6 separate regions of the Mus musculus genome follow, and regions 1, 2, 3, 4 and 5 are each linked to region 6. Evidence: chromatin loops called from intact Hi-C (ENCODE). Cell type or tissue: heart. All regions are shown on one strand. Region 1 overlaps Gmds (GDP-mannose 4, 6-dehydratase). Region 2 holds the start of Gm35672 (a long non-coding RNA gene). Region 3 overlaps Gmds (GDP-mannose 4, 6-dehydratase). Region 4 overlaps Gmds (GDP-mannose 4, 6-dehydratase). Region 5 overlaps Gmds (GDP-mannose 4, 6-dehydratase). Region 6 overlaps Gmds (GDP-mannose 4, 6-dehydratase).

What was found. A loop is a pair of places that touch in the nucleus more often than their neighbours do. Peaks named below come from ENCODE experiments on the same cell type or tissue, not always from the same donor. Only the 100,000 strongest peaks of a DNase experiment are listed, where the experiment ranks them.
Region 1: it touches region 6 in a loop (2.5-fold over the local background); 3 of 42 quality-filtered maps call a loop at or near these places.
Region 2: a loop joins it to region 6, with 1.9 times the contacts of the local background. A loop is called at or near these places in 2 of 42 quality-filtered maps.
Region 3: it touches region 6 in a loop (3-fold over the local background); 8 of 42 quality-filtered maps call a loop at or near these places.
Region 4: a loop joins it to region 6, with 1.9 times the contacts of the local background. A loop is called at or near these places in 2 of 42 quality-filtered maps.
Region 5: it touches region 6 in a loop (2.0-fold over the local background); 2 of 42 quality-filtered maps call a loop at or near these places.

The regions. Positions count from the first base shown.
Region 1 is chr13:31,817,640-31,822,639 of GRCm38, reverse strand. It overlaps Gmds (GDP-mannose 4, 6-dehydratase), which reads left to right. Exons shown (of 11, transcript NM_146041.2): 10 at 2,430-2,498; 11 at 2,662-3,054. The coding sequence ends at 2,724. Among named protein-coding and RNA genes, the nearest start is that of Foxc1, 13 kb to the right of the region's middle. In heart, no CTCF peak of the experiment used is centred here; a DNase peak (open chromatin) is centred at 1,899; H3K4me3 peaks cover 1,770 bases; H3K27ac peaks cover 2,359 bases; H3K27me3 peaks cover 1,241 bases.
Region 2 is chr13:32,005,357-32,010,356 of GRCm38, reverse strand. All of the region lies in intron 7 of Gmds (GDP-mannose 4, 6-dehydratase), which reads left to right. Gm35672 (a long non-coding RNA gene) reads right to left here and starts at 1,927. Exons shown (of 4, transcript XR_001780886.2): 1 at 1,810-1,927. In heart, no CTCF peak of the experiment used is centred here; no DNase peak of the experiment used is centred here; H3K27ac peaks cover 631 bases.
Region 3 is chr13:32,211,579-32,216,578 of GRCm38, reverse strand. All of the region lies in intron 4 of Gmds (GDP-mannose 4, 6-dehydratase), which reads left to right. Among named protein-coding and RNA genes, the nearest start is that of Gm52055, 20 kb to the left of the region's middle. In heart, a CTCF peak has its summit at 2,321; a DNase peak (open chromatin) is centred at 2,298.
Region 4 is chr13:32,295,728-32,300,727 of GRCm38, reverse strand. All of the region lies in intron 1 of Gmds (GDP-mannose 4, 6-dehydratase), which reads left to right. Among named protein-coding and RNA genes, the nearest start is that of Gmds, 40 kb to the left of the region's middle. In heart, a CTCF peak has its summit at 3,066 (motif pointing right); a DNase peak (open chromatin) is centred at 3,037.
Region 5 is chr13:32,016,229-32,021,228 of GRCm38, reverse strand. The region is part of intron 7 of Gmds (GDP-mannose 4, 6-dehydratase); the gene reads left to right. The region is part of intron 1 of Gm35672 (a long non-coding RNA gene); the gene reads right to left. Among named protein-coding and RNA genes, the nearest start is that of Gm35672, 10 kb to the right of the region's middle. In heart, no CTCF peak of the experiment used is centred here; a DNase peak (open chromatin) is centred at 2,108.
Region 6 is chr13:31,954,312-31,959,311 of GRCm38, reverse strand. All of the region lies in intron 7 of Gmds (GDP-mannose 4, 6-dehydratase), which reads left to right. Among named protein-coding and RNA genes, the nearest start is that of Gm52056, 3.2 kb to the left of the region's middle. In heart, a CTCF peak has its summit at 2,519 (motif pointing right); a DNase peak (open chromatin) is centred at 381; H3K27ac peaks cover 1,920 bases.

The sequences.
Region 1 (5,000 bases), 140 kb after region 6:
TTGAAAACCATTTTTCTTTTTCCTTAATTGTAGTTGCCTGGTTGTTTTTATATTATGAGCTACTTGTAGAAAAATACAGGAAACATAATTACAATACAACCTTCCCTTTCCCAAGCCTACTGAGATCATTTGAAACCAGACAGGGTTTTAAGGCTCTTTTAGCTGTATGTTCACAGCCATGAATTGCATCCATGCTGAGTTGGTTAATTTACAGCCCTGCTATGTGATTCTACATAACCGTGTTCTCCTGAAGCTGCTGTAGGAGGGAGCCAGGGAGGGGCTGGAGGACATTGCTCCAGGACTCCAAGCTACACAGCTTCCTTCCTCTGGGGAAAAAGAAGGAATATCTTTGTGTGACTTTTACACTAAAAAAGCAGCATTGTAAAAGGATATTCAAGTTTATTTAGGGAGAGAAAAGAGAAATAAATTACTTGGTTTGTTTTTTTCACCTACACTGGCAGCTCCAGGTAGCACTGTGCTATAAACGCAAATTACTAATTCTGGTATCCTACCTTTCCTGGGGAGTCTGGAAATGGGCTTTTAGGCCTGCAGAAATAACTTGCTTCACTCTGGTGAACACTCTGGGGAGGAAGTGGGTACTTCAGCATATTGTGAAATGCAAAGCCTTTGGGAATTTGATTTATTCAAGCCTAAAAAGCAATGCTGGATGATTGAGAAGGAGAGTCCCTGAATGTCCTCTGCTTGAGTAAGAGTCAGGCTGGGAAAGGGAATCCAGACCGCCTCTGCTTGGAAGGCCCAGGTGAGCACATTGTGTGCACACACAGATAGCTTATACCTAACCCCAGCCTACCCATCTGAAATCCAGAATAAAATGCCTTTGCCTGCCGAGTTCAGGAGACTGAGAGCAGGAGAAGCCTTTTACTGCAGCATGGTTACGATTATCGGTGGCTGTCACTCAGAGGGATGGTTCACTTGTCCAATAGTGTACTGCTAAAATAAAGTGCCTTAATGTAATACTTATCACTATAAAGATCACCTCCCCCCTCCCTTCCTGCCCAGTCCCTGGTTATTTTGAGTCTTGGCATATTCATATGGTATCCTCATACGAATAGACCTAACTGGAGTTCCCTGCTTTTTTCTTCCTTTCCTCTCTTCCCTTTCATCTTATCTTGAAATTCCCACTAGTCTTGAGACCTGCAATAAAGAACTGTGAGTGAGGGCCAAGATAGAGGATTTTCTTCTCTTCTGTTTCTTGTTTGTTGCCAGTCTTCTTTCCAAGGAAACCTCTTAAATGAATAATTGTGAACTTCTCTTGCTAGAATTCTCCAGGAAGCCTGAATCCACATGTGTTTCCCCCGGTAAAGTCAGAGCCGAGCAAGCCGATTAGGCTTGGCTCTGTGCTGTATGTTAAGGCCCACTCCTGGGCCGTGTCAGTGGTTGTCAGCACTCTTCTCTGAAAGTGGACCTGTAAATAGCAGGCAGAGAGAGGTGAAAAGCTAGAGAAAGGGTCTAGACCGACAGGGGTACATGGCCTCTAATGCAGAGTTTCAAACTGAGATTTGCAAGTTTGTCCCATGAGTCGAGAAAAAAAATCCCCATATTCTAAGGAAGAAAGATAAGAGTAGAACAGACCCTTTAGTGTGGCTGCGAAAAGGAGGTTTCGGTTTAGGAGCTTGTGGGTTCCCTGCTGACTGGCAGAGAGAGCTGTCTCTACCCTAGCAGAGCCAGGGCTCAGCCCCTGCTACTGTAAGCTCTGCTCTCTAGGCTGACCACGCTGTGGTGGTGCCGATCGATCGCCTGCAACTGCCTGCCCGCCTGGGCTGTCCCAAAAGCTGGAGACTGGAGGTAGGGATCCGATCCGCTACTACGAATCCAGGCGGCCAGGCGCCAGGGACAGGGCAAAGGCTATAGAACTGATGGTAGGTAGTGGGGCCTGAGGAAGTGTAGTTTCTAGGGACCTAGCAGATGAGTCAGGGTTCTGCCGGTCGAGGATCTGGAATTACTGTTCTGCAGTGGAACTCCCCTGCCGGCATGATTTACCCGTGGCCTTGCCGAGAAGTGCAGTAACTTAACAGTTCTTACAGCAGTTCTCCTGACAACTTAATATCTAAGAAAGAAAGAAAGAAAGAAAGAAAGAAAGAAAGAAAGAAAGAAAGAAAGAAAGAAAGAAGGAAGGAAGGAAGGAAGGAAGGAAGGAAGGAAGGAAGGAAGGAAGGAAGGAAGGAAGGAAAGAAAGAGAAAGAAAGAAAGAAAGAAAGAAAGAAAGAAAGAAAGAAAGAAAGAAAGAAAGAAAGAAAGAGAAAGAGCCATCGGAGTCACTAGGACAAGGTGGGGCAGGGAATGTGGGCAGTTGGAGATGCTTACTTGCAAGGTCCTAGCTGACCCGATGGTAAGTACCTGATGAGACAGATTGGGCAAGGGGTATGACAAGCCCATGCATGCACAGCTCATCTGCCATCTCTCCACAGGACTTTCTGCAGGGAGACTGCTCCAAGGCTCAGCAGAAGCTAAACTGGAAGCCCCGCGTTGCCTTTGACGTAAGTTTTGTCTCCAGTGCATATTCTCAGAGCTGCTAGCTGTGAGCTCTTGCTGGCGGGCTGTTGTCAAACAGGAGACCTTTCAGGGCCCTGTGAGGAGGTGTTATAGGAGAGGGTGGCAGAAACTCCGCCCTTACGGTCCACCCTGAATCTTGGGTTGCAGGAGCTGGTGAGGGAGATGGTGCAGGCCGACGTGGAGCTCATGAGGACCAACCCCAACGCTTGAGCCCCTCTGCAGAGACTCGAGGGGCATGGTGACAGTGCAGAGCCAGGGAACCAGAGTCCAGTAACTCCTGCCAACCATGGACCCTCGACCTCCTGTGCTGTCCCTGTATCCAGAGCTGGGCCACAGAGGTTTGTAGAGCCTGGGACAGGACACACCAGAGCTAAGGCCGCATTGCTTTTGTCAAAGTCTCCTCCTCTGACTGGTTTCAGGAAATCAAGAAGTTTGAATCACATACTCATTTTACTTGAAATTATGTCACTAGACAACTTATATTTTGGAGTCTTGAGATTGTTTTTCTCTTTTCTTATTAAATAATCTTTCTATAAACCAGCACTAACAGAGTTTGCTGTGTATGTTTTCTCCAGGTTATAATGTAGGCAGTTTATGGCCCCAGACCACACCCACACCCACAGCTGGGGATGGAACAGTCCTTAGTTCCTTTGGGAGAGCCCCTGTTGAAAAGACCCTAACCTAAGCTGGCAGAGCACCCAGCTAAGTCTCTGCCTTAGGACACACCTATCCCCTGCTGAACTGAAACATTCCTATCCGGTCTTGTCTCTGCTGAGTTTAATTAGAACCACCTAGCTTTCACCCTCTCAGAAAAGGCTCATGAAACATGGGCTAAAAGAAACTTTGATGGTAAGTAAATATTGCTGGAACATTGTATGTGAAAGCCCAAAAGCCCCCAATGCCTCTTCTATGTGCTAGAGTCTTTCACACAATATTTACTTCCAACATCTAACCTTCAGTACTAGGTCGCTTTTTAAACTGAATTTTGACTCGTCAGTTCAGTCTGCTTACATCCTAATGTACACCAGACATCATGCTGATCCTTCAGACTCATCAATACTAGTTAGAAGTTATGAGAAAGAGACTTAGAACGGAGGCTCCAGTGCCACTGAGTTTCTCGTTTATGTGCTAGAATTATATGGACCCGTGTTCCTGAGCTGTGGACTGTGTAGCTACAGGTGATACATAAGTGGACAGAACCCCTCCCTGGAGCAAGCAAGGATCTGCCTGCAGGTATACAGTCTTGCATGAAATAGTGTTTTGGCCTAGAACAAATTAGGTCAGGACTCTTCTCCCCTTCACGCCCCTTCCAAGCAAAATAAAATAAAACTTAAGCGAGTGGCATTCCAATCTTTGCACATGCAAGAACTGGGAGTGAGCTGTTTCTGAATGTCTTCACAGGCAGGTTTATGATCTGGGGGAGGACTAGGGCTGGCGCAGGGGCAGCCTTTTCTGGTGCTTTCTATCCTGTGAGAGCATACTGGCCAGGGCAGCCTCGGCCCCCGTGGAACAGAACTAAGGTAGCCAGGCTGGCCCACCCGGTTCTCAGAAGCCACCCCAAGAGGAGCCTGCTGTTTCTGTTCCCAAATGGGATGCTGCTAATTGAAAGCAGATGGTCTCTGGGAGGTGGGGCTTGTAGGACTGGGCGGGCTGGGGGCATACACAGATGCTCTGTCACTCGGGCATACACTATCACCCATGACCTCAAACACACATCATATACAAATTCACTCCCCCAACATGCCCTCTTACACACGCTATCACACACATTCCTACAGACAACACTCAAAAGTCTATTGTCCCTTCACACATACTCTCAAATCTTATAGCTAATCACATGCTCCTTGGCCTTGACCCTAATGAACAAGCCCTCCTTCTCCTCTGACCACCTAAGTCCTTCATTCAACACCCAGGAAAAGCCATGCCAAAGACTTTCAGGTGTGCACAGGCCGTTTAACTCAATGTTTTGTGACTTTCTAGCCCAAAGCCATGATGAGCTCCTTAGGGAGGAGCAGGAGAAATCCTGGGCAGGGGTTCTGTGTGCGTTTCTGATGGGAGAACTTTCTAATCACAACCTTGTCACTATGCATGCTCTCCCATCGCAGTCTGGGCTCCTCTGGATTCTTGATGGCATGTATTTAAAAAGAGAAAAACAGCAGATGCACCCCAGAATTTAACTTAGCTGTGCTGAATTTTATGTGGCCCCCCTCAAGACCCAATTGAAGGGTTTCTTTATAAGTCTCATCTTAATTTCAGTGATTTTTATGTGTCCCTCACACTTCTTTTTCTGTCCTGAAAACATTGGGTATATACTTAAGAGATTGTTAACACCTCTCCTGACCTGATACTGTAAAAACTAAGAGAGTTAAGCCATTAGTATTCCCAGTTATGTCAGAGGCAAGCCAGCATTAGTTTGTCAGAGAAAGGTCAAATGCTTGGATAATAGGGGCACCAATGGCTTGGTACCCTTCAAACTTATCTGTCCA
Region 2 (5,000 bases), 51 kb before region 6:
TAGATTTTGTTTGTAAATAAGCTTCTCAAAGTATTTTACACATTTCTATATCCGTCCTAAAACTTTTTAATGAGTTTTAAATTTAAAAGGCACAAAAGGTTACTGAAATTGAGAGGATAAGACGATATTGAGAAAAATGGAAATCCTAAATTATAAATGAGCACACTGCAGTATTTTCACTGTGACAGAACTAGGTTGAATTACATTCACCCACATTTTATAATTAAAACAACAGCAAAAACAAACCTGAACATCTCCTCCCAGGATTCTCTTTTGTAGGGACAATATTTTTGGCATAAAATACATGTAATATTTTTTGTATTTAAGATAATTTTATACTGTAGACTATTTTTTTAATAGTAATACTTAAGAGGTTGAAATATTTAAAATTCCTTTTACTAAAGTCTGAATAGATAGAGTAATCCGACTTTATGCAAGAAAAAAGCAAGTCTGTAAGGACGTAAATATACTTCACAGTGAGCCAGGTAGTTGCACAAGCCTATGACTCCAGCACATGGGAGACTGGGGCACGAAGCATTGCAAGTCTAAGGCCAGCCTGAGGTTCAGGGTGTCTGAACCAGAAGTCATCCTAGATTATATATAAAAATATGTACATTCAAACATGCTTCTGTTTTCAATTTACGTATTCATCATGACATTTTATCAGATACTCTCTCTCTTTCCTGTCTTCTGCCTGTTGGAACTTTAAATACTAAGAGTTTTTTTTTTTAAGTAATCTTGCATACTAGAAATATTTTAATATTTTTCTTGATATATCTTAATGACACAAAATAAATTATCAAATAAAACTTATCTTTCCACAATTCCTTTCTTCATAAATTTATAAAATTATTAGTTATTTCGAGGTATTTTTAAGTTTATTTCCCCCTCATTTTCATCTTAAGCAACTTACTTCCTGTGAAAATAATCAGACACTGTCAAAACTACTAGAAATATGTGACCTAACCCTTACTCTGGGGGCTTCTCAGAATGAGTTTCTTAATGTCTTTGGGCTTTGCCAAGCCATCACACATTTTAGAATGTATCTAGAATACATCTGTGTTAAATAATTACATAATATGGATATTTTGAATGGAAAAGTGTGAGTTAGGTCAAAAGCTTGTCTTTTCTGAATCCATCCTGCTCTGTTGAGAGTGGCACCATTTTATTACACAGGACTCGGTGAACAAGCAGTCAGTTGTCATGGCCGTCTGTTTCCTGGTAGTTTACACACCAGAAGCTGAAATCTGAGAACGGCACTTGAAGGAAAACAAAGAGCTTTACAGTATTTTTTTTTTCTTTTCAGGAAAACACACAGAAGCTAATTTTAGCTTCTTGATCAAATTGACCCAGCCTTTAACCCTGGCAAACGTTACCACAACACACTTCCAATAGACAATAGTTTGCATACCAGCATCACACTGGAAACAGATGTGCATACAGAACTGGCCTCTTTTTCCCCTCCAAGACTGAGCTTGCTGTTGTAGTAAAGTCTGAAAAGCTGTCCTTCCTCATTGAGGAATGAACCAATGCTTCCTTAAAATTTCAGACTACAAGCTTTCAAGCTTTCTTAAGGAAAATTGTATTATGTCATAGTTATGTTTCGACAGTTTTGAGTACCATTTACTAGAGAAACATCTCTATCTTCAGCATGATTTTTAAAAGGAAAGAAAGAACAAAATTGTTCACAGCCGGTCTGTGAATGATAGTTACACAGTTTATACATTAAGACATTTGGAATGTGGACAATCAATTCTTTTACTTTCTCATTGAGTTTCCGATAGTTTATATATACCAAGGTTTCATTACCAAAGAAATGCCAGTTTCCTCCTCACTTCTGTCCATCTTGGCTGGCTAGGGCCTGATGCCTGGAGCCAGCAGCAGCAGCCGCTCTGCCAGAGCCGCGGACTTGCTTGTGCTACAACTGTCTTCCTCACTCTGAAGGAGCTGGGGTGGGGATGCTGGAGGAAATATACTTTAGAATTATTTTTCTTCCTGAGCCGCCGGGAAGGCCGACTGTCTTTTGACATGCTAGTTCATTTTTTTCTTTCAGTTTTGCCAGGGGACAAGAAACAAATGTTCTCTCTGTTCACCCAGCAGTGAAAAGGAATGTTTCTATGCTGTTTGCTGAAGTAATTATTTTTCCTCAAGATAGCCTTGCTTTCTGAGATAGCAATAATTGGGAAGTGTGTGTGTGTGTGTGTGTGTGTGTGTGTGTGTGTCCTACAAATGTAAGTCATACTGGGTAACTTTTTATAAACACTTTTCACAAATATTGTTTTGTTTTAATTTCTTATATGAAATATACGGGCTCTGCAACTTTCCTGTGTTGCCCAACAAGTTAAAGGCAGATGGGTCTGAACTTAAATCCCATTTACACCCAAGTGTACAGAGCCACTGAGGAAGGAAGGTGTGTAAGCAGAGATGCCTTTAACTGATAATTTATATTGATGAATTTTAGGAGGATACATTTCTTCATCATGGTTGCAGAACATTGTGTAAACTGTTACTTATTAGAGTTTTAGAAACTAAATGAACTTTTTGATTCTCCAGTGCGCACAGATTAGTTGCCTACCTGTAAACATTCCTTTCTCCTGGAAACATCAAGAACATTGTGTATCCCTGCAGATAATTTTTTTTAACTTTAAATTTTAAATAAACGTAGGAGCCTTAGAATTATACTACAGCTATATGAAATTTCTTATATGTGAAATTGCATGAAGTAGATGAATCTTGGGATCCTGCAACAATCAATAATTACATATTGAATATATTAAATAAAAATATTTTTAAGCTTTGTGGGGTTATATAAGCAGCCATTGATGATATCCACACAATTTTATTTCTTATAGTTTCAAATAATGTCTAATAGCTACCCTTGAATTTTCTGAGCAGAATTTAAACTATTTTCCTGGAATTTTTATTTGACTGCCAAAATGTAAAATTCTCACTGGATTTTGATTGTGAAATTCAATGCTTTTTGTGTGCATGATTTTATTACCAAAAGATTTTTTTATTCATAGTTTTCTTTTTCCTAATAAAATTTATGTCTTTTCTTTCAATAAAACATGACATAACTACTCTAAATACTTTCTCCATTTATAATTTCTGCTAAATATATTTTTAGACTTTGAGTTTTATTTTGTTAATGCTTAGTCAAAGATACATAGCTTATGTACTTTAATCATTAGAAATATGTACTAATAAAATAATGGTTTTGTGATCAAAGAGAGCTTTCATAATCTGTTCCAGACAGAAGTTTTCATATAATGCATATATTTATTGTTTCACAGATTACTAAAATAAATATTCAAGTTTATAGTACTAATTTCTGCTTAGCATGAAGTATCCGGATCTATATTTGCCCTCCCTAATTTTCTCCAGTGATGATAGTATTATCCCTACTGCATTCCATTCTCACTGTGTGACTTGATAAGAAGCCTAGTCCCAAGTAAAGATGTGTGAATAGACATGAAGAAATGTTCTTTTAACAAGAAATCTCTTCAGCTTTATCATCTTGATATGGCAAGTTACAGCCAGAGACTTTTCACAAATCATGGGAAATGCACTGAATAGTTCCAGCTTGACTTTATGCATAGAATAGGTACTAACAGTTGCACTGTAGAATACTGAGTCTTTCCTATGCTAAGACTGTTTCTTAGTAGCTCTGTAAGATAGGTGGTCTGAGCCCTAATTTGAGGCATAGAGGGATAAAGTGACTCATGTAAGGTCATGTAAGTAATAAATCATTGATATAAGATTTAAGCCCAGGTTTTCCACCTAACTCCAAAATGGAAAACAAAACAAAAACAAACAAAAAACACTCCACTTAATACCATGTGTGTATATGTATATGCTTATAATACATTTATATAGGTATGTGCATCAGTGGTTTTTACTACAAATAGCCAGCATTTCTTCCCTTGTCTTTCTGCAGGGAAAAAAAATCTTACTGTAAGAAAAACTGACTTTGAGTCATTCAAGCATCTAGAAGGTAGTTGTATGTTTGGTATTGTGAATATTTACTGCCATATTTATCCCACAGATAGACATGTATCAACGTGCATTCAGGTGACAGTTACACTCTTTACGCTGTAGATTTCTGTTGTTCTATAATGGTGAGCTGTCTTCTTAAGGCTAACTGCATTGCAAACACTAGTGCATTCAGTTTTGTTTTTTGTTGGGGGGGTTGTTTGTTTGTTTGCTTTTGGACTCATAGCATTGCAGTGTCTCCTTTGCAGTTTTTGTTTTAAAAACAAAAGAAACAGACTGAGTTCATCCATCTATTATAACTTCCTGTACAAGGTAGCCTTTCCGTTTGTCCTGCCAACAATACTTGTCCTTCTTCCTGTGGTACAATTTTACCTTGGTACTTAGGGAGAAGCTGAGAGAAAAAGCTCCCCACAGACACAAGGTGCCCTTACCCTAGCCACATTAGGAGCTGTTTGACCTCACAAGGACAGAAGCAATTAAGTCTTTTTTCTTTTTTGATTTGCTGCAGAAGAAAGAGCATGCAGAGCACTTGTTTGTATTTTCATATGTTTTTATGGTTAATGTTTTCAGTGGCCTGTGTTATAAAGTAAACTGTAACTACTTCTATAAGCATATTACAGTAGGAAAGCAAAACTGTATATTCCTAGATATTTATATCATTTCACTCAAGCTCTCAGAGTAAAACTTTAGGGGAAAGAAGAAAGATTTCTTCCCAAACATTTCAATTAGAAACTCAATTTCATACTCTTGGCAGTCTTATGTATAGGTTTTCTTACATGATTGTTGAATAACATGTTATTATATGAGGGGGAAGAATAGCTCTTTTGTTGGCTGTATTACATTTTGTGGTGAAATTGGAGAAAACAAATCATTAAGGAAGTCTATTTTGGTTCAAGACATTACACACTTATGACGAGTCTGTTTTTTAACCTTGCCAAGTTAAAAGAAAATGCAGACCCATTTGTATTAGAACAGGAAAGCATGTTCCAGATTGCAATCTGCCGGTA
Region 3 (5,000 bases), 260 kb before region 6:
GATAGGTAGGTGTGTACACTGCTGGTGGGGGTCTCTGCTTGTCATCTGGCTCACATTCTTCTTGGAAGCCTGTTATAGATTTAAGCAATTGAATTCAAATCTAAAACCACTTAAAAAGTCCTTTATAGTCCATTAAGAATTTTTATGGGAGAGAACACTCTATGAAAGTTCTCCATTCCCTGTTCAAACAGATTGTTCTGTTTTATTAGATCTAGGTGGTATTGTAATTTTGATAACAGCTAATAATGCTTGGAATTTTGTTTATAATTAATGGACCACACAAAGGTGTGTTTGTTAGCTTTTCCAAACTTAATCTATTTACAGTAGTAGCTTTTTTTTTTAACTAAATAAAATCAAAAGTATTTCACTCTTGGAACAATTTATGCATATTAAGCTAAAATTAATCAAATCACTAAATGTTCATGTGTATCTTAATGTTCATGTCCAAGGTGATTTTGTAAATACTAATGGGAAGAAATGTTGTCATTAGTAAATGTAATGTGAGTGAAATTACCTTTTCTTTTCTTTTCTTTTCTTTTTGTGATGAATGGAAACAGATTTTAGAATTTCTTATTAGATGAGTGTATAAATAATAGGTTTATTTAATATTTGAAGGCATATATACATTGCCTTCTCTCAGATTGGTGTCTGTATTTGAAGAATTAAGCTCCCCTTTAAGAGACTTAATAGATCCTGTTTTAGGCACAAATCTCACTTCATCATTTTAGTACGTATTTTGTTTATAAATTTATTTTTTTAAAGTACAGTCCTTAAAATTGGAACAAAAAGATAAAATGAGACCTTTTTAATTCAAAGAAATTTAATGCATAAGCACTTTTTATTTTGGTTTCTATGTTAATCATTAATTGATACTTTATCAGTACCAGCAACAAGAAAATTTTATGTACTATGTGGTGTGTACTTTTAAAATATTAATATCAATGATTAATAGACATAATTGATATTAAATCACAACGACCTATGTATCTTTTGCATGTTTATTTTATAATGTGCAGTTAGAATAGTTTTTTGTTGTTGTTGTTTTGTTTTGTTTTGTTTTTGTTTTGTTTTTGGAGACAGGGTTTCTCTGTGTAGCCCTGGCTGTCCTGGAACTAACTTTGTAGACCAGGCTGGCCTTGAACTCAGAAATCCACCTGCCTCTGCCTCCACACCTGGCAAGAATAGTTTTATTTATAAGACTGCATGAAGTGTTGCTTGGTCTGTTATAATGGCTAAATTCATCAGTAGGACTTGGAGAACTCTTTGGAAAATGGTGCATTTGAAATATGAGCTAAGTTATATATGGTCATAGTATTAATGAGTAAAATGGAATTTTACAGAGATGGTGTTGGGAAGTTGTGAAGAATGGGTCAATAGAGTGGAAGTAGCATAATCAGGGCTTCTCATTGTTTGGTGACTCAGGGCCAGCGCTCTTCTCTCTGTTGCTTTTCTCTTTAGGAAATGAATAATATCAACAAACCCGACCTCCGACTCTTTAGGACAGCCCCTCGTCTTGACTGTCAGTCACCCTTCTTCCCTATGACTGGAAGAGAGGCTCCTTTTCTTTGTGTTCCTACTCCGTAGCACTCACTCTGGAATGTGAGTCTGTTGTGCATTTGTTAAGATCCTTCACAGCCGGGCTGTGCGGCTGTGGCAGACTCTGGTAGACTCGCTTGTCTTTTCTGGAAAGAAGCATTTCAGTGTTGGTTAGCAGGGAAATGGTTATTACACCATAGCATTTGTTTTTACATCACAAGAGCAAAGACTACTTTTGCTTTTACCTTATATTAAATATTATAAGGGGTTTTTTTTGGCTAAATGGTCATTTGTCCTGGCAAGATATTTAAATGGCAATTTTGATTAAAATCAACTTATTTTATAGAATTTATTTACTTAAGTTTTTTAAGTATCTTAGTTTTTACTTTTATTTTTTCAATAGTTAACTCTTTAAAAGTCATTATATTAATTAATATATAATATATAATATATAATATATAATATATAATATATAATATATAATATATAATATATAATATAATTCTGTAATGGGAGAAGTATTGACTATGCTAAAAATATTTTATTAATATCTGTATTGGGTAAAAAACTATTGGCTCCGATAAAAACTAGATGCCTTAAATAATGCGCCTTTGCACGTCAGTGTTAATGACGTTGCTTCACAGAGGAAGTCCTAGAAATTTCCAGCAAGTTTCTGCTCTAGGGTAGGAAGGCTCCCCTTTATCTAGCTGAGAGACAGGGTTGTTCCTTTAGGGACCCAGGCAGAGTTTCTGCCACAAGGATGATTGTTATGCTTCTTTATACACATAGATGGCAGCAAAGTGCCACAGACATGGAGGTCAGCCTTGATTTTAGAATGAAAGATGAGTGACAATACACACTGATTTCCATCAGCTTGGTTCCCTGGGTTCTTAGTGTAAGTAAATCTAAAATAAGAAAGAAAGCTACTATTGATAACACACAAGTATAGCAGGATGGAAGAAGCTGTGGGGGACTATGATACACTGAATTTCTGGACAAATCCCAGGTGGGAAATCTTAATCTTTTCAGGTACGTCTTCTATTGTAAGATGACTAAAAGCAGCTATGATATTGTGTGTGTCAAAATAAGAAGACAGTGAGGACAGAGTGGTGGTACGGGAAGAGGGAAGGAAAAGAGAAACCTTACGAAAGTTTCAGTGGCGAGAAATGGCCTACTGCCTGTGTGCACTGTGGGGTTTGGCCTGCATGGCTCCTTTTTAGTTAAGCAAGTTACAAAGAGGAAATGTCAGTCCACGAATCAGGCAAACATTCCATGGGAACATTTGCTCAAATGTCAGCATTTTAAAAAATAGAACTGCAGTCTATTACGGCCCAGTCTCCAGGCTGGATTTTCTATTAAATACACAAGTACAAATGTGTTTGTTCAGAACACGTTCTCAATTAACAAGTCATTTTATGCCTTAATTAGCATTCCTATATAATGACATAATCACTGTAGAAGATGACAGTCATCATTATAATTAATATTTAATATGTGTCTGGCTCTGACGACCTTTCTGTGTGTTCTCACAAACTTCTAGGTAATTTTCAAGTTTTAGAATTGTATTTGGTAAAAATCACAGAAAGGAGGAGCTAAGGAAATAGAAGCGCACTTATTAGAGCCTGCAATCTGCAAGTTGGGTAGAAGGGCATTTTGTAACAATGTAACAATTGAATCACAGTGGTCTCTTACTGCTTACAAACACTCCTAAAGAACTGGCAATGTTGTTCACCAAACATTTCCCCCACCATTTTTTTTTTAATTCTCTTCAGGCAATTTAGTATCATAGACTAATCTCTCTGTCACAAAATTGATTCTAAAGGTGTGTATAACAACTTGCTTAAATACAGCATCTGGCAAGTCTCTCATGTGACAGCAACTTATTTCTCACATAATTATTTTCCTAGTAAATTTGATATCTTAACAACCCCTTCCCTCATTTCTGAGTTCAAAAAGTAACACTTAATATAATTTATTTCTCATAGTTAATAAAGGCTTACATGAGAGTCTTGCCGTTCACCCTCTAGCTGCCTCAGCCGAGTGAGGTCAGGAGGGAATGTGGTGGCCAGGGTAAAGGTGGTTTCCAGCATCACTTTGCTGGGGACTGTAATGGCCTCAATGGGGTTTTAATGACGCATAAAACATATTTTGGCTGTTTCTTGTTACTTATTAATGATTAAATGAGTTTGCTCTGCCACATATTGGTAAGAAAAGATATGTACTTAGGTAGTTTTTCTCTCTTAAACTATCTACTGTGTTAGCTTTAATTTGTATGCACAGGAAGGTCTGTGTTAACTCTTTTTATGTTTTTAGCATTGCTACGTGAACATAAAAACTATACAAGTTTTGATTTGTATACATGTAATTTTTTGATAATTTTAATTAATTTAGTAAAATTTAATAAGGTGAACTTTTATCATCCTACATGTTTAAAAAAATCTAAGTATAGGTTATTATATACAAATTCTTTTGTAAGTTATTGTTAATACTTGTTAATGAGGTTTAGAATAGTATATACTACTTGAAAAATAATTTTTAACCAGAATATTGTATTTTTTTAGGTAACTGCCTTCCTTTTGTATGTTTAGCTCATTTGGCAGACATTAGATTAAGACTATGTGCTTTTTCTTAATAGGATGGTATCATACGTATTATTTATTTGACCTTTTCTTTGCCATGGTTTTCATAAAAAGGACAGGGTTGCAACATCACTTCCTCAAACTCTTTGGTTTCAAAAGAATCATGTTGCACACAGCCAATATGAGCGATTTGTATTGCTTACTAACAGAAGAGCTTTGTTCTCTGCTTAAAAACAAACTGCTGATTTTATTAATGTTATCACTGGTATATTAACTTTCCTTGATATTATTTTATATTTTATACAAACATTTAAATGTTGAATAAATAATAAAATACTTTTGATTTTCTCATAATCTCTTAAATGTACTTTTAAAAAGGGCACCTTTTTCCCCCAAACTAAAATGGAATTTATATGAAACATAAAGGAAGATTTCTATGTTTTATTGGCATCTTACAATAAACTTTAATTTATGATCACTTTATATTTGTTTACTTGAGTAAACATTACTATAGTTTAGATATTTAAAAATGTTTTATAACATTATAGCTTAAGTAATATTTGTCTTGCTCAATTTTCCAAATTATGTCACCATTAATGTTCTTAAAGAAGTGGTGTTACAGTTCTAGGAAAGCAAAGGCACTCTGTTGTTTGAGTGATGCTGCCAGAAGATTTAAGTAGTATTCTAAAGGTTTTTTGGTGTTTTACTCCAAATGTGTTCTGTTACCTGATAAAAAGTAATTTAAAATGGTAAATACTTTTAAAAGTAAATTGATAGAATGGGATGGTAATCATAAATTATTTCTTTTCAAGTGTTGATAATCTTTCATCAAGTACTAATGAGTAGTGGGAAATGAAAATATGAATGATATAGTGTTCAATTTGG
Region 4 (5,000 bases), 340 kb before region 6:
ATAAATGTACAAAAAGAATTTCCTGAATAGAAATTGAATTAGCTTGGAACCAGGGTGTTGTATTAGGTAATTTGGAAGAAGATTTGAAATGAAGTGTGTGACTGGTTTACTTGCATACATGTCTGTGTAACACTTAAATTCCTGGTGCCCTCAGAGGCCACAACGGGCAGCAGATCCCTTGGAACTGGAGTTACATTTGGCTGTGGATTACCATTTGGGTGCTGGGAATTGAACCCCAGGCCCTCTGGAAATGTAATAAGTGGTTTTAACTACCTAGCCATTTCTCTAGCTCCCCCAATTTTTTTTTTTGAAGTGGTGTCGTAGGACACGAAAGTGAGGATAAGAGATAGCAGTCTAAAGGAGGCATAACGGGCAGTAGGTTGTGTTCTCAGGAGGCTCACAGTGCTGCACTGTATATAAAAGGAAATGAGGGAGGGAGAGAGAGAATTGAAGGGAGAAAGTAAGCAGAAGCCATTTTACAGTGGGTGATGTAAGCAGTATTATTATTTACTTTTTAACATTTTGTTTACATTTTATAGAGATGTCTGGCTCCCTGGGAGTTGGGTTAGAGAATAAATTTGCTTTGGATTCCTGTTAAGATACAACACTTTTTAGTATAATACTTAGTTTTTATTGTCATTCATGAAACTAAAATATATTTTTTATTGAATGGCTTTTAGGAAAATGTTGAATGTTGAATAAACAGTATGTATTGTAGACATAATAGTTAAAACACAGAGTCTAAATTTTTTGCCATTATGTTCAATAAGAAATGAACGGTGCTGTATTATAGTCTTTATGGAGAAGGACATTAAATTTTCAAATATTATAGAGTAGAGAGGTGAATAGATGGCTTGAAATTAGAGATGCAGGGCTGGTAATGTGGCTCAGAGGGTAAAGTATTTGCTGCCAAGAATGATGACCCAAATTTAATCCCTGGATTAAGTGGTGAAAGCAGAGAACCTGGCTTCTCCATGCAAGTTATTCATTCTCATTCTCTCTCTCTCTCTCTCTCTCTCTCTCTCACACACACACACACACACACACACACACACAGAGAGAGACAGAGAGAGAGAGAGAGAGAGAGAGAGAGAGAGAGAGAGAGAGAGAGAGAGAGAGAGAGAGAAGATGTATAGAAAACCAAGAGCTTTAAAGATATGAAGAGATTCAGCTTTGTGAATGAGGATACTGGCTTCTCACCAGTGTTTGGATCTTTGTAGGGAAAGCAAACCCGTTATCAAGCCTGAGTTTATTACTTCGCCTTTCTGCCCCTGTTCTTTGTATGTAGTCCCAGATATGAGGTTATAGACAGGGCACGAATGGCTAGGAAGGCTGACTCTGTGCAGCACTTCTCTGATAAATGACACTGTTTTCCTTTGAACCCAGGCCTTCTGATTCTGGTGTGTGTTATCTTCTACCTGTATTTGTGTTGTTTCTGGATCACACCTTGAGGAGAAAGTGCCTTCCATCTTTATAGGTGACAGTACTTGGCTATTCATACTGTCTTTTAGACTTTACAACAGCTCTGCCATTGATCTCCTAATGCTGGCTGTGTCAAGGGGCACCTGCAATTAGGAAATTCGACAAAAATACAGCCTTGCCATCCTGTTTAGAGTGCTTCCAGGAAGTAGGATACTTAGGTTTTCCGTGGGGTAAATGTCAAGTGTCCATCACACATTTGATATGCCTACACCAAAGCCAGAGCTTCTCTAGCAACAGTGTTCCCTTGTGAAGTGGAACAGTGTAGAGCCAAGCAGGTCTTTTACTGGAAATGTCTTCATTTTTATAGACCTGGCCCCTGAAGTGGTCAGGTTTAGCAACTTTGGAGACCACACAGGGAGTAGGGCTGTGAGAACAGCTGGCAACAAAGCCCCCTCCTACCAGCCAAATGGTCTTTCCCTGAAACTGTCTACTTTCCTCAGGAAACGAGTCTTTTAATAGCAGTCTACCCTGCACTGAGGACCTGGGCTAGGGTATGAATAGAGAGGCATCCTTTGAAGCCTTCTTTCCATTCAGCATTTCCACTCAATGAGCTATGTGGTCTTTGAATCTCTGGGATGAGTCAGGAATGTGGCATGCTTTGAGAGGAGCCTGGAGGGAAGCCTTTGGCATCTGTGTCTGGTACACATCCCAGTACATCCAGAGGTGGGAGTAGAGCTTATAATGGTTATGTGAGCTTCCTAATTGCATTTCTTTAATGTGGAGTTTATTGATTCTACACTGAAGAGGAATGAGGGAGTTGTAGGAGGCTAGAGACTGCTATAGACTTCACCTACTTAATAGTTCAAAGGCTTACCTTATCCTTGGCTTTTTAAAAGACTTTTTTGAGCATATATTAATTATATGCACTAGTAGGCTTCATTATGGCATTTTCATAATGTACATAATGTATGTCAATCATATTGACCCATTATCATGTCTCCTTTCCTACTCCTAGTCCATTCCTTTTCCTAGTTATCTATCTTATTTCATGTTGTGTATTTGTTTCTGTGTTGTGTGTATTGTGTGTGTGAGAGGGAGAGGGAGAGGGAGAGGGAGAGAAATTGATTCTTGCTATACTACCTAGACGAGTCTTTAGCTTTTGGACTCAGGTAATCTTCCTGCCTTTGCCTGTCTTAGTAGTTGTGGCTACAGGCAAATGTCCCTGTGCCCCACAATGAAAGATCAGTGCACTATCTACTTTTGTGTTGCTGACAGGACCATGATCGTTTAGAAGTTAAATTAGCCTTTTCCTGAACTTCCTGGAACTAGGCAAGAAGCAAATTCCACAGGAAATCATAAGCTGCTACTTATATTTTTATTAAGAAGATTTTCTAAAACACTTATTGAGTTGGTTTGGATTTATGTTGAGAAAATATAACACAACTTGGAGATGCCTAGAGTGGGTTTTTGGGGAATGTGTTTCCTACTTAGTGGTGCACTTTTAGTGCGTCGGCATGGTGTTGGGGCTTGCGGTGCTCACCCTCACTGACTTTTGGGAACAATCTTCCTTGGGTGGTAGGCACTGAAGGCGTCATGCTGTATGCACAGGACCCAGTGTTTACCGTGTTATAGGAAAACAGGCCACCAGGTGGCTCCAGTATATAGTGTCTGCTGTGTTTAGTCCTCATTAAGTTTTGCTTAAAGTTGCTGTGCTTCAGATAGGGCATTTGATATGATATGAGCCATTGTCGGAGTTTATTTGCATTTCCACATATTCTTAGAATGCTGCAGCAGAATCATCACTACAGCTTTGAGTCATCACTGACTGACATTTACAAGGTTTTGACACAGACACCTCTGTGAGAATAATACAGCAGACTGACTTTTTTTTGGCTGAGATAAATAATAATCTTGGAATGTCCTGACAGTTAACATATTTATGACTTATTTTGACCTTTAATTTCCACATTTGCAGATAAAACAAATAAATAATATTTTTTCCTTTTTCCCTTTACTTCTTTTTGTAGTATTGGGGTTTGCTCCCAGAGCCTCATGCGCATGATATGGGCAAGCACTGTCTCATTGAGCTACATCTCTAGCCCTAGGTGTGCCTTTTCAATGCAAATTATGAGGTGGTTTATACTGTATTATTTCTCTACGTGCCTTCTTTAGAAAATAAAGAAGGTACACTATAGCTAGGAAATTAACATGTCAGTTTTATAGATTTAATATTCTCTCTTAAAAATCAAGTAGTTATTCATGCCATGGAAAGTTTCCATATAGCTTTCCACTTATGTCAGGAGAAAGTCTGAAAATATGTTTTTACTCTGTTTTAGCATATGTATACATTAAAGTTCAAGTATGCTACCCAAGTTCAAGTATACTCCCCTTAGCAGTCCAAGACATCATAGTTTTGGTTTTAATACTTTTTATTTCTTAACTTCAGAATCCCTGGAATTAAATTTTCTTTTGGTAAACTTAAAGCATATTGGAAAGTAACATACCTCAAAAGTTTAATGTCCACTTTCCTGTTTATTTAGGTCACAATTTTTAGGCAGAGTCATTAGGCTTTATCACTTCTGTTACAGAATAGGAAAAGTCTGTTTTCTTTGTATAAAATATAGGTTGGTTTTTTTTTTTTTTTTTTTTTTGCAGAAAGGTCTTTCCTATCAATTTCATATAAGTACATTTATCTTAGAAAAGAAACCAAGGTCTTTACTGATGTTATTAAAAATAATGTTTTCTTTTGCTTTATGGTAAAAGTTGATAATTCCAATGACAGTTTAAGAAGTGACTGTGGCTAACAGCATGATGTTTATTAAATATAGCTACTGTGCTTGGCAGAAATAGTGTTACTGAGTCTGAACGTATTTATATATTCAGTTAACTATGCTAATGTCTCTCTTTTATGCATGGTTAGTCAAGTACTAACTAAGAAACTGAAACAATGGATCTTTGTTAGGGTCTTTATATTTGCCAGGGGAATTAATGTGGTTTTAAAGAACTCCTCTGTTCATACTATATAAAGGAAGCTGTTTGAATTTTCCCCTTTCTTCGTGATTAGGAAAACACAACAACCAAAATATATATTTGTGGTAGCTCTTTTCAAACCTAGGGACCCTGGGTTGGCTTGCATATGGAACCATTTTGCTACAGTGATAAAGGGATTAGGCTGCAGAATGTTGATTAATAAAGAGGAGAATAAAAATCATAGAAAATGGTTTAAGGTACAATTTATTGTTATTATGTTTGTTTATCAGGTTTAAACTACAAGTTTGTGTGTGTTTTATTAAACTGTTCAGAGTGGGGTGTAGCTCAGTTCTTATATAGCATGTGAGAGGTGCTGGGTCTGACCCCACGGGACAGATGTCAACAGTGACAGTGCTGTATTAGGAACTAATTTGGATCTTTAAGAATGATGAGGTTGTTTTCCACAACTTAAAAGTCTCACATATGTGAAGGGTTTTTTTTTTTGCATTTTAATGTCATTTCTTGTATTAAAATTCTTTATAGTTTTTGTTGGTATGTTGCTTCAGAGATTACTGTGAATTTAAAATGTAATATTTGAACTAAAAGAG
Region 5 (5,000 bases), 62 kb before region 6:
AATGTCTAAATTCAACAATTTAAATGATGACATATTTATGAGGTGGTTTCTTACATCTGTCAAAACGTAAAAGGGTATTCATGAAACAAACTCCTTTCAGAGATGAGAAACTGAAGTGGCATGATTGGGATAGTATGCAGATTGTGATGCAAACGGGGAGTAAAATGGGAATTAAACTGTGGCTGCTTGATTGCAGAAGGAAGAGATGCTAATTAGGGGAGATTGCAACGACATGCCTTGTTAGTTTTTGAAGTTTTAACCATATGAATGCAACATCTGGCTTTTAAAAAGTAGTTCTTAGGAGTTATTGTGTGTGATATAATTTAATTAATTGCTCTTCAATTAGTGTGCTTTAAGAATAGTGTTCTATGTTCATATCAAAAGTATACTGTTGCTTCAACCTAAACTAAATCTTACAAAAGCACAGCAAATGAAGGGTTTTGTTGTGTTTTGTTCCATAATGAGAGAGGGAGCTGCTGCCTCTCGCATAGATGTCATTCACTAAAAAGAGATGGATCCCAACTGGAGCCACTGTACAGAAGATGTATCATGGTGCCTATGACACTCAGTAACCCCACGGCACCCTGAGACCTAAGAGCAATTGCTCTGAAGCACAGCATTGTAGGTCTGGTTCTGCTCTGCCAGATGGAAATTAGTACCTTAAAATAGCACAGCCTGTCTACTTGGAGCATTTTAAATAGAGTCTCTTTTACATTTAATTGCATTATACCTTCAGTAGTCCCTTAATGAAACCTTGTACAATATCTTGAAATTTTGTGCTAATTGATTAAATTCCTACAAAGTAGTTCAATTTCAAACTATGTCAAACATTTTGACCTTTAAATCTATAACTTTCCTAATTTCCATTTTAGCTACACACACACACACACACATACACACACACACATACACACACATTGAGGACAAACTATTCTGCTGAATAGCCTGGAACTTACTATGTATACCAGGTTAGCCTTGAATTTAGAGATTGTGCTGCCTATGTCTCAGTGTTGGAGTCAAAGGTATGTACCATAGGCCCAGCTTCAGCCACTGTATTTTAAAATACTAATCCTTCATAAGTTTTCTAAATTAAGTTAAATAAAATCTATTTATATATTGTAAATTTTAGCCAAGATCTAAGCTTCACCTTGTGGATTCAGTTGTTGGTATGCAGACATCTTCCTTTAGGGATGAATAGGAGGAATACTGGGGTTGTTCTCAGGATTCGGGAGAATGTATGCATTGTGACTCTCAGGGCAACACATTTCCTGTTCAGAGACTGACTAGAAATAGAGAAAAGCTCACTCATGGCCTCAAATTTTACTTTGTTTACTTAAGGAGCAATTAATTCCTTCATCCACAGATTGTCTTACGCTAGAATTGTGAATTTTTTCACTTCACTACCCTTTCATCTGATGAAAATTATTCTTTAAACAATCATGGTTATAGCGTTAAACTTTGCTGGAAGAACTAGGCTATCCAAAATATGTGAGGTGTATAAAGTTTTGTTTCTGCACAAAGATTTTTTTTTCATGAGTCTAGACATTTCTTTCTTGAGTAATTTACCATTTAATTACATTGTGTTATGTTCTCTCAGGAAGGGGAGAGGAAGAGAAAGAAAGAAAAAAACAAAACAAAACAAAGAAGAAAGTTTTTTTTAAGGTGCAGGACATTCAGGATTTAGATTTCACCTTATAAACTTTTATTACAGTGTCCTCCTCCCTTCTCTGTGCCATGAAATAGTGAATCACTCCTGCTGGTCTCCAAGGACAGATGCTGTTCTCATGTTTTATCCTGACACCTCAGAGATGAGCTTTCCATATGAAGGAAGGGAGGACATTTTATGCATGCAGTGTTATTCTGGGGCCTCCCCTTTTCTAGGAGTCTCCTTTGCATGGAGTTTTGGTAGTGAAGTCCAGTGGGTGGTGACATTTGATCAATTCCTTGCTGATTAATGTGCCTGAGGGTGTATGCCAGCCACCCTTTGCCCCCTTCCAGTGTGTTGGCTATTTAAAAAAAAAAAAAAAAAAAAGTGGCTTTCATAGGCTCTGCTGTCCAACAGGCTGGGCACAGGGCCAGCGGCGCCAGCAATTTTCCGTCCTTTGTATGAGTGATCAGAGGCCAACCCCAAAGCAACTGACAGTGGTTGCACTCAGCACTGCTAATGATCTTCAGTAGCAGAAGACTTCCTTCCTCCTGAAGCCTGAATGTTCTGCTAGGGAAATGTGTGATTTGGACAGCTGCCACAGAGACAGTCTGATCAAGTTCATTGTATGCTTCACACCTCCTGGTCTGCAGCAGGCCAAGCTCTGCCCAAAGGGAGAGAGGGAAAAGTTCGCTTTTAAGTAAAAGGTTCTCTGTAAATGTGTTTTCTGAAATGTAGTATGCTCCCATGCTTACCACACACCCCAAATGTTTACATCCAAGCCAACCATCAGACACCAAATGATTTTTAAGCCCTGCTAGTCTTTGGCTCTCTCTATCTTCACCTTTTCCTTTTTGCTTTTTCATCCTGAGTATGCAGTTAGCAGCCTAGTGTTGCTGTGTGGTAATGCCTATTCAGAAGCCATTCCACAAGTGGCTGCTACATGTCTGCTTCTCCCTAAGACAGAAAAAGACAAGATGAAACTCAGTGGGACCTCTGACTCTCATGTAGTTCTAGCTCAGTTGTGTAAGTACTAGTCACCATTCATTTATCAAAATTACCAGCTTCCCTGTTTCTGTTAATTTGTTGTAGGACATATGAGCTATGACCAAGAAGAAACCATGTCCTAGGATCATTTTTAAAATTCATGAAGAGATAGAAATGAAGCAGGTAAAAGTTGCTATAACTACCCCAAAGCCTTTTGCACTGACCACATAGATCCTAGTGTATACGAGAACTAGTCTGCCACAGACAGGACACGTGGCTTTGGAGTGTGCTGCCAGGCCCTGGTCATTTTTACACCAAGGAGTCCTCAGCAAGCTAGAATAAAGGACTGTTTACTACCTTGAGTGGCATGACATTCTATAAAGGTGGTTTTTAGTTTATTAAGTGGTGTTTGCCCTAAATGCTGCCTCTGAGACTTTTCCATCTCCCATAATCCTTCAGCTGAGTACTTCATAATCATACCAAGCACACTGACATTAAAACTAGCCTCTGTTTGGGATTCTACAGCTCTTAATGGCAACTGTACAAGGAGGAATTATTATTTGAGTCCTCATTTTTCCAGAGAGACTTAAGAAATGACCTATTGTATGCATCACAGTAATTGTCTAAGGCCAAGACTTTCATGATAGTATCACCCAATCAAGTGAAAAGAGCACTCAGCCAATGATTTGTCCTTTGGCTCCAGAGGTATAACATGAAGAAATGTGTTCATGCTGGAGAATCAAGCTCATTGTCAGGAGGCCAGTGTGGCCAGTGATATGATTTAGAGGGAAGAAAGCCATTAACTTCTTCTAATCCTATAATGATGATATGGCCTTGGTAGCCTATCAGGATACAGTTTACAAATGGCCTCAGAATAACTGCTAGGTTACTTTGGAAATACTAAACCTGCTCCACAATGGCAAAATAAAGCCAATGGGATTATGTTTGTGTTTGTGGAGTTGCTTTCGAGGAACAACTTAAAACAAACGATAGTACCCTGTCATTTTCTAGATCTGAATGAAGAGGAGGTACTTTTTCTGAAGTATTTGTGAAAATTCCCTTATATTAGTGCAAGCTACATCTATTATCAGTTGCCACAGCACTTCTGTGTTCCTTATCTCAGAGATATCCTGGTACTTAATTCTATATCAATGTCAGACAATATTAGCATATAGCTAATAATTGTCAGGTATGGATTTCTGAAAAGATGCCAAGAATATTTTATAATGCTCTCTGTCCTAGGCAAAAATGACTATATCAAAGAGTCTCTGTTATCTGGTTGTTCTTTTCTTTTCTTAACAAGAAAATTTTTTTAGTTTTCTTTTGTTGGAAAATACCAATTTCTTTTTTTTCCCTACCCATCACTTGTTTCTCAGTCCTAATTATATATTGATTCTCTGTGGTATGCCAGGAATTGCAACTGATTATAATCAGAGTGATTGAATATGTGGACACATACCTAAGTGCACACATTTCCACATGTTTGGTGCAGTGGTTTTGAATGGGGTGCAATGTATGCAGATATCTTTGTTGTTATTAATGGGGAAAGTCACTTTACCTGTAAAGGGTAGAGGCTACTAAAACATCTAAAATTTATAAGGTGAAGATTAGGGGTAACAGTGATTTGATAGACAATTCTAGTAGAATTAAGGTTGCAACCCCTGATCTACAACAAATGCACTTAATGGAATTTAACTAGACAATGCATATTCTTCTGTATTTATACTGTTTTCAGATGATGCATAATGTGCCACTTGAAGAGTTTAAACACTTCATATATGGTTATTGTAACTAAATAATTGGTTCTTTAACTTTATTTTAATTAATATAGTTTTAAATTTTAAATGAGATAGAAATTTTAAAAAATACTAAATAGCTATCATGCTGGACAGTACTAATTCAAAGGAAAAGAGTAATAGATCAAGAACACTGTTCCCTGGGAAATAATTCTTAAATCCAAAGGCGAGGAGGAAGATAAATACTACACATGTGTGTGCACATGCACAGAGAGAAGAGGCAGAGACACAGAGTCAAACCAGCCAACCTGATTAGGACTGAGAAAAGTATTTCAGAGGCAACATACAGGTTATGGTTCTTTTATAAAAGTTTTATATTTTAAGATTATAATATAATTACATAATTTTCCCTTGGGGGAGTACTAATGAAGCATTAAGCACCATTTACACCTCTATCTAAAGTGACTTCAAATGTGATGTGACACAGTCCCCTCACTTTTCTGGAGAGAATATCCATTCACTAAATTATAAAATTAGATGGCATTGGGGAAATAGTTCAGTTAGTCAATTGCTTGCCACACTAGTATGAAAACCTGAATTTGATCCCCAGAGCCTACTTAAAAGTCCAGGCA
Region 6 (5,000 bases):
CAAAATCAAGCACCTTTATTTTTTGGAAAAGACAAAAATCGTTCTTTGCTGCAGATACTTACCTCCCATTCCACATAACTTTCAAAAAGGATAGCCATCTAACCACAGTGAGAGAGGAAGTGTGCAGCTTGGGGCGGGAGTCACAAAGCTCAGCAGGGGACTGGGCTTTTTTCAAAGGAGCCAGTCAAAAGGCGAGTATGGGTCAGGAAGAAAGAAGGGCTCTGTATGGAATCTTAGAGAAGGCTTCCCAATACTTCTAGATCTCCTGCTAACTCCAGACCCTGCATCCAGGGTGTGAAGGAGTTAACGGGCTCAGTGAGCCCTCACCCTCATCAGGGAGTGTCTTTGGGCACCAGAGAGAATCTGGCACAGAATGTGTTTTCATGCAACTGCTTATCAAAAACTAAGCTTCTGCTGTTTCGTTTCAACGGGTAGAAAGGGTGGAAAACTGGCCGAGGGAGCAGGAAATTTGCCTTGTGTTCCTACTCAGTCTCTATGTGACCCTGTTGCAGGTCAGACTTCTAAGCATGGCTCAGTTTCTCCATCTGTAAACTTAAACAATGGAATGAACCTTAGTTGATTTTCATACAAAAAGTGTTGGGGAAAACCTCCTGATGATTCTCAGCCAAGCTACGGCCAAATGAACACTTAGGAAGCTTAGCCCTGCTCTCTCCTAGGTTCATGCTGCCCACTTGCCCTCTTATCTGTTTAAAAGGATTTCAGCCACAGCTCTCAAGGCCTATTAATGGGTTGTATTCCTACCTAACCTTGTTAACACCATCCCAGCTCGAGGAAGAGAGAAGAGGAGCTAAGAGGCCTTTTGCCAAAGTAAACAGTAAAGCTTGGAAGCACTTAGGCCCAGATGATTAGGAAAATGATGTTGAATAAAGGCTGGCATCGGGTTCTGGTATGATTACGTTGCGGTCTGCTTCCACACAGCACAGTCTGCACCTTGGGATCAGTTTGAAAAGGTTTTGTTGTTGGTTTGTTTGTTTGTTTGTTTGTTTGGCCTATTTTGGTTTGGTTTAATTGGTTGTCTACCTTTTAAAGGATCCGATTTGTTTAAATCTTTTGCCCAACCTTATGTTTAGATGCTATTTATACGTCTTTCTTCCTCGCTGAGAAGTCTAGGTGGAAATATATTTTCGTTAAACTCTAGATTACTATTTAGACATGGTTTTTAGCAAAGGAAAGTCGTTTATCAATGAGTAACACAGCTCACCATTAAGAAAACATGGCCACCCCCTTAGGATTGTTTCCCTGTATAATATAAATTTATTTTTTGAACAGAAGAAACCTATATATATGAGACATAACATAAACACACACAGAGAGAGAGAGAGAGAGAGAGAGAGAGAGAGAGAGAGAGAGAGTGCCAGGAGTTTGCGATTTTTTTTTTCAAGGCCTGTTGCTACCTTACCAAGTTTGGGCAAGGAATCAGAAATTCCTAAGGATGAGATGTTGAAGGTCCAGATTCTGTTCTACAATGTATTTTAAAAGAATTAGCACTCTGAAAAATACTGTGTTTCTATGTTTGGTTTGATAACATCCCAGGAAATTATCACATCGTATCTTGAGGATCATTATGGAATACTGATCTCTTAGATAATAACCTAGGAATTCTCTCCAATAATATTATCATTTATAGTAGCAATAACATGTGGTAGATCACAAAGTACTCTCCATATATTATTGGATTGGGTATCTAAAACCCTCTAGCCAGAGTTGAAGTGAAAGTAACCAGCCTACCCAGTGACAAACGTAGCCCAGTCCTTCCTACAACAATGAGGAGACTGTCCCTTCACGTCCATCCACTTTCCTATAAAAACGCTGTGTTTGGATAAATGAACATCTCAGCTCACACCTCTTCTACAAGTTTTGGGTTCTTTTTTCCCCGAGGGGTTGTTAAGTACACATGTGCATCATACAAGTGCATGTATGTAGAGACCAAGGTCAACATTGGGTGGCTTTGTTCGGGGACTGTCTTTCTGAGGCAGAGTCTCTCCCTGAACCTAGAGCTCACTGTTCTGCTAGGTTACCTACCAGTGAACCTTGGGGATCCTGCAGTCTCTGCTCCCACCCCTAGCATTTCCATTACAAGCACATGCCACCATTCCTGGCTTTTCTTGTTGGTACCAGAAAAAGGACTCAGGTGCTCGTGCCTGCATGGTTACTACTTTACCAAATAAGCCATCTTCCAAGACTCACGGTTTTGTTTTGAGTTCATGTTCTCACATTTCCTCTCCCAAGACAGTTTACAGGTATGAAGACTACCACCTGTCATGTACAAAAGTACATGTGTGATCACAGAAAAGCTTCCTAAGCGGCCTGCACTGCGCTCATTGCTGAGAATCAGATTATTTAAAACAAATAAACACAACATTTTCTTAACTCCTAAACTCTGGTCCTAGCGGTTATGCTCCAAGAAGTAGAGCGAGGGAATAGTTAGGACTAGAGTGCTGTCCTTGCTTGTTGCCTCTGAGAGATCCTCTGATTGGCAGAGGGTTGCAGGGGCACCACCAGCAGGTGGCGCCGTCTCCTCCTGGTGTGCATCTCTCTAAGCCCTGTAGTAATGGGTGCTGTACATAGTTTGAAGCAAATGGTCAACCCCAACCCCTTTCCATAATAGTTCTAGCAAAGTTCTAGTATAACACTGAGTGGAAAAAGTAATGTGTCCTGCAAACAAAAACGGGTTCCCACTCACTGCCTTACAGATCTTGGAGCCACCATGATGCCAACTGGGATGTCCTGTTGTCCCCACTATGTACCCCTAAGCAAACACGCAGTCCATTGTACTGTTAGGAATACAATACTTGGGCTTTCTTTTACTTCTTCTTCTTCTTTTTTTTTTTAAATTCCTGTTTTTCCTGGAATCTGTTACACACAGGACAATCTATGTGAAAGAAAATAGAAAGGAAGGAACAATCGTGTGCTGTCACTTAATCAAGTTTGCTTGCTCTCACACTGACCCCACTCTCTAAGATCTGTGCACACAGTCTGCAGCTCAGCCTGATAGCAAGGAGAGTACCCTGAAGGGAGTGTTTCTCACTAGGCAGTCAGAGTACTCACTCTCAAGGAGACTCCGGACTGTTATGTCTGTATCTTTGAAGAACTGATTTACGGGAAGTTTATATTTAAGACTTAATTCACTGACTCTTCAGCTTACGCACCACCCACTTCCTCCAGTCAGAACTAAGTTTGTTCTTTGTTTTTGTAGTTTAGCAGATACATTCTAGGGTACAGAATTTGGAGCTGGTCAGTCGGGAAGGGACAACCTTGTTTATGCTCTCATGTCCCATGGCCTACCTTGGAGCCTCCCAGAGCAGGTCTGGTAACCTTTCGTCACCCTCACCTACCTTTTTATTCCTTTCCAGCCTTAGAAGGAAGTTTATAGAAACAGCAGGGTGTGCAGTGTGATTACCATGCATATCTGCTACTTCACTCGAAGGAGCAGTAAAAGTGTGCCAATGGTCTGGGGAGGCATGTAGACTACTACAAAATTGCCTGCTCTTAAAAATACTTAATTTTTAGTTTTCTAGAATAGTAAGTAGATTCTCTATGATGACATTCATTCATAAAGTGAATCCTAGCATTCCCTAGGATCTCAAAGATATACTCAAATCTAGAGAAATTGAACTAAAATTTAGTTTGAATCCTGACAGTTTGAGACATTCTGAAAACATTCCTCCAAAGTGCAATGTAGTGCTAATACCATCTAGTTCTTTGAGTGCAGTGAGTGTGAATGCACTGCCACGGGAAGGCTGTTGACTGCCCAGCTCCACAGGAAGGTTCAGATCACAGTTAGTATCTGCCTTTCGTAAACACTACTCAAAGTGCTCTTTCTCTGAAGGTTGGAGGCTGAGAGAATGAAGCACACATCCTCTCCAGGCCAAGAGTTGCGTCATTAGCCCTGTGTGATCAATAAGTACATTGTGGTGGTGATTTCATAGCTGATTAACTGATGTGTCTACAAGCCAACACTTGACTTGAAAGGCTGGTCTGGCTGCTCGCTATTTGAGCGTGGCCTTCACTAGCCTGCCTGGCAGCCAGCTCTGAGCTGTGCTGTCCCAACCGCAGCCTGGGTACAGCCCTCAGTTTCATCGTGAGTAACCCATCAGCCAGAGCCTTCCTTGGTGAAAGAATGGGCATTTTGTCTTTTCAGTTAGTACCAAATGACAAGATAATTAGTATTAGGGAAGAGAAAAAAGTGACTAGAAACTACTCCCAGTACCTGCTTGCGGACATTTCCCCTTTGACAACTGAGATAAATAGAACAGCAAGCAGTAAGTGTGTGACAGTGCAGACAGACTAACTTTAGAGAGACTACTAGTGTGTCTCTGTTGCTGCTAAAAGACAGATTTATATTTTTTTGTGACTTTTCTAGAATTGAATTCCACTGTGTTGCTTTTGTTTTCTGTCAGGATCTTAGAGCTTCATCTTAGGAGTTTTTGCATTCTTTTTACTGACTTTCTGTTTCATTTTTTTAAAAAAAGATTTTAGTTTTGTCCTTTTTAGTTTTCTGTATACCCCTCACCCCAGCATTTGTGGGGTAAATAAATCATTGTGTACTTAAAGGGAAAAAACTGTCAGGAAAACTGAATGTGTTAAAGACTCTTGCTTTTCATTACTAGTGAGATTTCCTGATTGGAGCTTCTCTGTTTTATTTGCCTCCAGCCAACATCTGATAATCAGTAATAAAGCTCTATGAGGATACTTTTATATATTAAGAGGAACCATATTTTAAACACTCATTCACACAAGCAGAAAAAGTACAACACTCAAATAGTATTCAAAAACAATGAAAATACTGTTTGTTCATTCACATGAAATAAATGTTAAAAGTTTGTTATAGTAACAAAAAAAAGAGTCCTCTAAGATCATAATCTTTAACGTTTCCCTAGGTTATGTGTTATATAAATTTTATATATTTAATAGCATTAAACAATCATTGATACTGGCCAAACTATTGAAATTTTAGTTGCCAATAACTATATAGTAAT